2 separate regions of the Mus musculus genome follow, and region 1 is linked to region 2. Evidence: chromatin contacts called from ENCODE Hi-C or POLR2A ChIA-PET data. All regions are on one chromosome and are shown on one strand. The core of a region is the stretch at or near the end of the contact, and the rest is flanking DNA. Distances in the headings are between cores, read along the strand shown.

What was found. Hi-C counts contacts between places; a loop is a spot of excess contacts on that map. ChIA-PET counts read pairs that join two places held with the same protein, here RNA polymerase II (POLR2A).
Region 1: a map of T-helper 17 cell shows a loop between it and region 2 (5-fold over the local background). The contact joins the promoter of Dzank1 here to the promoter of Rrbp1 in region 2. A Hi-C loop is called at or near these places in 1 of 37 maps with a recorded cell type or tissue (T-helper 17 cell). POLR2A ChIA-PET finds 5 or more read pairs at or near these places in 1 of 5 experiments (embryonic stem cell).

Annotation. Positions count from the first base shown.
Region 1 is chr2:144,525,392-144,528,761 of GRCm38, reverse strand. Dzank1 (double zinc ribbon and ankyrin repeat domains 1) reads left to right here and starts at 1,348. Exons shown (of 21, transcript NM_172859.3): 1 at 1,348-1,482; 2 at 3,066-3,182. The coding sequence starts at 3,074. Polr3f (polymerase (RNA) III (DNA directed) polypeptide F) reads right to left here and starts at 1,017. Exons shown (of 9, transcript NM_029763.3): 1 at 837-1,017; 2 at 1-59. The coding sequence starts at 898.
Region 2 is chr2:144,009,687-144,012,968 of GRCm38, reverse strand. It overlaps Rrbp1 (ribosome binding protein 1), which reads left to right and starts at 1,706. Exons shown (of 24, transcript NM_024281.2): 1 at 1,706-1,970.

The sequences.
Region 1 (3,370 bases), core at 99-2,598, 520 kb before region 2:
CGTTCTGAATTACTTGATCTGTGATTCCATGAGGGAACTGGTGGCATAATTCTATAATTCTAGGAACAACGGTATAAATGGTTTATGTTTGCTTGCTTTTAAAGGCAAATAAGGAAGATACACGATAGTCAAGCTAAAAAGCTCAATGTTGTCAATGGGAATAAGTACAGCAAAGTGACTCCAAGGTCTGTGGGCAGAAAGCAAATAGAATATTCGGGGGTGGGGGTGGGGGGCAGCATAGTGATTCACCATAACTGGAGTCTTGAGAATTATCCCCTCCAAACAAACTGGAGGGATTAATTTGTTTGGAGGTGTAATAAACTTATTATCCACAATAATAATGTTGAGAAAGTCGTCTTTTAAATACATTATAACCTAGAAACACATGTGCACTACGGGAGTTAAGGCACTCACTGAACCTACTTGGCTCAATGGTCCTTTGTAATCACAAACTGAACCCTCATTTGGCCCCAACGTTCTCTTATAGAACTTCCCTTGGCAACCGGGCAATCCTGGATTCGAACACATGTCCAAGAACTACAGGGAAAATGCAGGTCTCTCTTCTGGCCCTGGCTGCTGTCACGTTCCAAGTGCTCTAATAGAATCCCGGAGAACCCAGTTCCACAACGTTTCAAGCTGTCCCGCTGCTCTAGAGCTTCTGAAGAGTTCTACTCTCCCTAATCGGGGCGGGGGGGTCGCCCAGACACCCGGCAACCCCGCTCCCGCGTGCTCGACCAGTCTACCCCAGCCTCTCCCCGCGGGACTGAGAGAGAAGGGGGTCCCGCTACCCAGCTGACTGCTCGCTTAGCGTCGGGAGCCTAGCTTTATTGCAGTACCTGTTTTCTATCTCCACCGGATCCGCGTCCGGCGGCTGCACCTTGACCTTCACCTCCGCCATGAGGGCAGTTTTCGAGACTAGAGGAAAAGTGGCCCCTCGGAGCGCGCTGGAAGTCTCGGGAACCGGTGGAGGCGCGCGCCGGGGACCGAGGCTTGAGAGAGAGGCGAGGGACCTTCTTCATCCGGTCGCGCTGGGCCTTCTTCATCGGATCGGCTTGGGGCGCCCGTGCTGTGCCTGCTCCGCCTTGCTCGGCAGGGTCGCCACAGCGACTCCCTTCCGTTGTCTCAAATTTCAGTGCTTGTCGGACAAGAGCCTCTGGCTCCAGTACGCACCCTTCAGCCTCTTCCAGCCGCCGAGAAGGCATATTCTTGGACACCTACAAGAAAGTGTCGCAGAAGGATCTGGAGGCGGGTACCAGACGGAGGCTGCAGCCAGAGACAAGGGCGGGGCTGGTTGCTAGGATGTCGATTTCCCTGCCAATCATCTGCTCGGCTCCCGATGGGCGGGGCGCGGTTCGCAGCGTCTGTGGAAACGCAAGCTGCAGCGGAGGAGCTGTGGTGAGACCGTGAGAAACCTGACAACGGGTTGGCGGCGGCGGTGCTGCGTCGGGGGTCCTTAATCTCTGTCCTTGAGGCTGGAGAAGGGTGAGGAGAAGGGCATCTCTCACTGGGTTGGGAGGGAATTAGGCATCTCTGACTGCCTCGCGAGGCCGAGGGCATGACGCAGGGTCTGGGTCCTGGTTTGGGCAGCGAGGAGATGGTTCAGGTGCAGGATGTTGGGAGATGCTGGTGGCATGACACTGACACCAGGCTGCGGTGTGGACCTAGCGAATCAGCCATCTCTGTCTCCTTCCTGTGAGGTCCAGTGACCACCCCAGGTTTCCAAGAGCAGCTAATAGCTAACCGTGAGCACTTCAGTCTCGAACCAACGGTGTTTATTTAGAATCTAGTTTTCAGCTATCTTTATTTTAGCTGACTCTCACTCGAAGGGAAATGTGAAGGTAGGCGAATCCCTCTACATCCAGCGTCATTTCTGAAGGGTCAGATACCTGTAGTTTTTATTCTTGGTCCTCAATCTGGAAGAATCCAAAAAGGCATTAAATTCGTCTTTTAATTCTAATTATCTCGCTTTCCAGAACAAGATATGTCAAAACGCAAACATGTTCACAGCAACATGATCAGAATTCCAACTACCATTTAAAAAAAAATGACCTCACCACTGAACAACAAATTGTTACATGAAAAATTGTAAGCCAGGCATGGTGTCTCATTCCTTTAATCCCAGCACTTGGGAGTCAGAAGCAGGTGGATCTCTGTGAGTTGGAGGCCAGCTTGGTCTACAGGTAGAGCTCCATAACAGCTAGGGCTGTTACACGGAGAAACCCTGTCTCGGGGGAGCGGGGGGCGAAATGAGGATGCAAAATGTTGATTATAAAAGTGAGATGAATATGTACATTATAATTGAATAATAATGTAGCCACAATCGTTGAAGCTACAGTGCAAGTTGCAAATACTGGATTAAGAGGACTCCTCCCCACCTCAAAGAAAAGACCCATAAGGTTTCTGCCCTGCTAGTTATTTACAAAATAGCAGAGCTAATAGGAAATGATGGTTGTGGGTTTATATCCATGTCAACTTCCTTTCTATTGAGAGCTGATGCTCTGCAGTCTTTGCAGTATATTTTCCAAAATACAATACACTGCAGTGGTTTGCAAAGGTGAGACTGTGGGGGGTTAGAACCTCTTTTAAGATTTGGCTCTAAGTAATTCATGCTACGTGCAGAGTTACCTGCTCCCCTTATGTAATGAGTTGCCTTGAAGTCAGGAGAGTGAGTGTGTGTGTGTGTGTGCATGTGCGCGCGCACTGGCTGAAGGCAGTGAAGAGTGAATGATCTCGAGGGAACTGAGCTCAGAGCGTTAGAGGTGGATTCTGCTCTGCCTCATCCGTGGACCTGCCCTTTTAAAGCAGCTCCAGCCTCCTAGCGAATTCATCTGTTTGTCTTTATTAGATGTAAAGTGTTTAGGTGAATATCCAACAGCAGACGTCAAGAGCAAGCATACAGCCAACGTGTAATAATTTCATTAATTAAACTGGGCGTTATCTGTAGGTGGCATATTAATTTAATGCTCTTCTGGCTTCAATGCATTTAAAATAAGTAGCACTCTGTTGTTTTCGTGTTTAGGCATAGGTTCATGATGGAAATTTTTAATCTATTTTTTTTCTATAAGGAGAAAACATGACTGCTGGCTCAGTGTGTGCCCCTCAGATCATACCACTGCGAGTGCCTCAACCTGGAAAAGCTAACCATGAAATTGATACCAATACTCTTTTGGAAATGAAATCCGGTAGGAAAGCCATGTATTTTGAATTATTTAGAAATAACATTGCCATAGTCTGTGTTCATGTGTTACTGACGGATCTCTTTGTATGTTTTCTATATTGGGGCTTTAGACGTTGGCAAATCTTCCACATGTTGAAAATGTTGTTCTTTGATGGTTTGTAGAGTGGTATGTATGTGTTTGTTTTTCATGAG
Region 2 (3,282 bases), core at 457-2,956:
TAGCAATGGCCAAAGGGGTGCTCACAGAGGAACTGAGGCAGGAACTCTGCAGCCACAGAGGCTGGGGCAGGTGTAGTCCTTTGGCCTTTTAGAACACTAAATCTTAGAGGCTGGGGAGGTGGCTCAGTGGGTAAAGTACCTGCTATGAAGGCCCTGAGTTCAAATCCCAACATGAATGTGAACACTCCAGGTGCCACCTACAATCCAGCACTGTGAAGATGGAGACCGTCACTCACTGGTCAGGCAGCTGAGTTAAAGGAGTGGGCTCCAGGATCATAGACAGACCCTGCTCGAGCAATAGAGAGAGAGATATGCCTGATATCAAATTCTGTGTGGACTCGAAAGGGGGGTGGGGGACAGAGGAGAGAGACCAAACTTCATTTCAAAGAGGCTGATCTTGCCTCAGGCTCAAAGGAATAATTTTAAGAGCTGCAGTTAAAATGGTTATAACCTAAACTTAAGCTGGCATGGTGTTTCATGCCTTTAATGCCAGTACTCAGAAAACAGAGGCAGGAGGAACTCTGTGACTTTGAGTTCTAGGCCAGCCTGTTATACAAAGCAAGTTGTGGGACAGCCACATAGTGAGACCTTGACTCAAAAAAAAAAAAAAAAAAAAAGAAAAGAAAAGCACTTAAAGTTAAGTTATTTCAATTGAACTTGGTTTTGAAGAGAGGCTTTTGTGTTGATGAGATGGCACAGGGAAACTACTTTTAAGTACTTTCTATGCAATCTGACTGAGTTTTGATCCCTAGAAACAGCCATGGAAGGAGAGAATCAAGCAGAGAGTTGGTGCATGGTGGCATATGCACCCCTCTTCTAAGTAGGTGTTGGTTGTTGTTTTTTTGTTTTTATAAAGGGGTAGCTGGCTAATATTTGGAGTATCACTAGATCAATTTCCTGGGTTGCTATCATATTTTCTTGGGCCAAAACCTCATGGTCCCAACATCTGAAATCAAGTGTCACAGGATGGATGTAACTCTGCTGTGTGATTTGTACAAGGACAGTATATTATTCTGTTTAGGGAGTGGCTTTTCTTATCAAAATTTCCACCTCTATTTCTTTTGTTCTTTCCAGGTCTTCCACCTCAATTCTCCCACTTATTCAGTAAAATATGGAATGCAGAATGCAGTGCCTTTACGGATAGATAAGGCCCCATCCTCCCTGCTCTGACCCTTGCAGAACTCTTCTTTAGACCCAGAGGCTGGTGCTTTGTGTGACGTTATTTGGGTTTAAATAAGGCATTTTCCCAGTTGTTCACGGTTTGTGCAGTCCTCCTGAGGGTAACATTCACGGCCACCTCAGCCCGGCAGTGTGGAGGAAAAGAGCAGCCTGCGGCCAAGGGGATTCGAACCGCAGTCTATCGGCCTAGGCGGAGCCAAATCCGAATAAGCGGTGGCGTGGAGAGCGGAGGCCTGGAGTGGGCGGGACCGGCAGAGGACCTCCCTAGGTGGGCGGGGAGTTAGAGACCCGCCCCCGCGCAGAGCTGAGAGTTGCGCTGCGCGGCTCCGCCCCTCTTCGGCCCCGCCCCCCGCGGCTCCCCGCAGCTCCTCCTCTCTCTCATTGGCTGAGACGTAGACCCTCCTTTTTGGCCAATGGTCGCCACCGCGGCGCGGCCGTCCGCGGTCTGATTGGTCAGAGGCCGGCAGAGTGGCGGCTAGTGAACCAATAGGAAGAGGCAGCTCGATGAATGGCTGGTCCGGGTGGGGAAGGCAGGAGGCGGCGATCCCGGCGGAGGGGGCCGTTCGCCAGCTCCGAGGCAGAAAGTGCCACGACTCCACACACGCGCACGCAGCCAGCGAGCGGCCGGAGCGGACGGCGGACGGGGCGGACGGCGCCAGGGTCGCAGTGTGTGCAGCTGCTCAGGGGCGGCTTCTCGGTGGAGGCTCGGCCGGCTCCCCTCTTGCGGTTCCGCGGCGGCGGCGGCGGCTGCTCTTGCCCTCTCGCTCTCCCTCTCGCGTCTCCCGCTGCAGGTAAGAAACTTGGCCGGGCCCTGCAGCGGCGGCGGCGGTGGAGGCGCGCGGGCTGGGCCGTCGGGGCGCCGGGCCGGTCGCGCCGCGAGTGACACGTCTCCTCGGCGGCCCCTCCCCCGGCGGCGCCGGCCCGCACGCCCGCCCTGGCGGTAGCCGCGGCCCCTCGAGTGGGACGGAGCTGCGTGTGCCAGGCCGAGCCCGTGCAGGGGCGTCGGCCGAGCGCGCCCCTCGGGGTGGATTCCCCCGGCCGGCAGGCCAGGAGCTGCGGCGGCCCCGCGGCACGACGTGGCGACCCCTCCCTCTCGGCCGGGCCGTCGGGCCGGCCCGCGCGCTCCGAAGTTGGGCTAAGAAAGTTGGCGGCGGGGCGGGGCGGCGCACAGCTGGCGGAGGAAGGGGTTAAGTTTCGGGAAGCCACCGGATGACGTTGCCGGGCCGGAGTCCGGGCCGGAGGGGGTTGGGGGGGCGGAAGGCGGTGGGCCGGCCTGGGACGAGGGCTGAGACTGGATTGGCGACGCGGGGGCCCAGAGCCCCGGGCTGCGGGCTGTGGCCACAGGACACGTCGGCAGCCCCGACGGGGCGGGCGGGGGCCACAGGGCTCGCCGCGGGTGCCGTCCGGGACTGGCCGTAGCAACTTCCCGGAGTACGGGATGAGGCTCCCTGCTCCCCCTGGCGGCAGGGCCGCAGCACCGTTTCACGGCGGGTCCTCGCGGAACCGGCACGAGGGTGCGGGACCTGGCCAGGGTTGGGGCCACCCGGGGTCCTGCCTGGCGTCTCTTTCCCGCGCCCATGATTAGTGGACCCGTGGTGCTAGGCCTGGGCGGAAGTCGGCACCTCCGGCCCGGCGGGCCAAGCGCCCTGGCACTGGGCCCGCCGTCTGTCCCGGCCCGCCAGGCTCCCCGGCAGTGCCCGGGGAAGGGAGGCCGGTTGACCCGGGCTTACTGCAGGCTGTGCAGGATGCTTCAGAGACTCTTTCCCGTAGGTGTCACGCTTCGTCGACAGTTGCTAACCAAATGCTTTCTCTCAGAGGTTTCCCATTTCCCCATCTGAGAGACAGCAGTGGAGACCCAGCACGTGTAGGGAGTAGCCAACTGGTATTGACTGTTCTTGTGGGATGTGTGTTTAGGGACGTGAGAGACAAGGGAACAAGGTGGAGCCTGGCTTGCACTGCCAACCACTGCAGAAGTCGCACACCTGGATTCCAGCCCCATGAACACCGGAGGGTCATGTCTCCTAACCTCTGAACCTGGGGTTTCTTTATCTCTTGCCTGAAGATAGTACCACCCACTCACCACTGAGGTCAGGGGAACTGAGC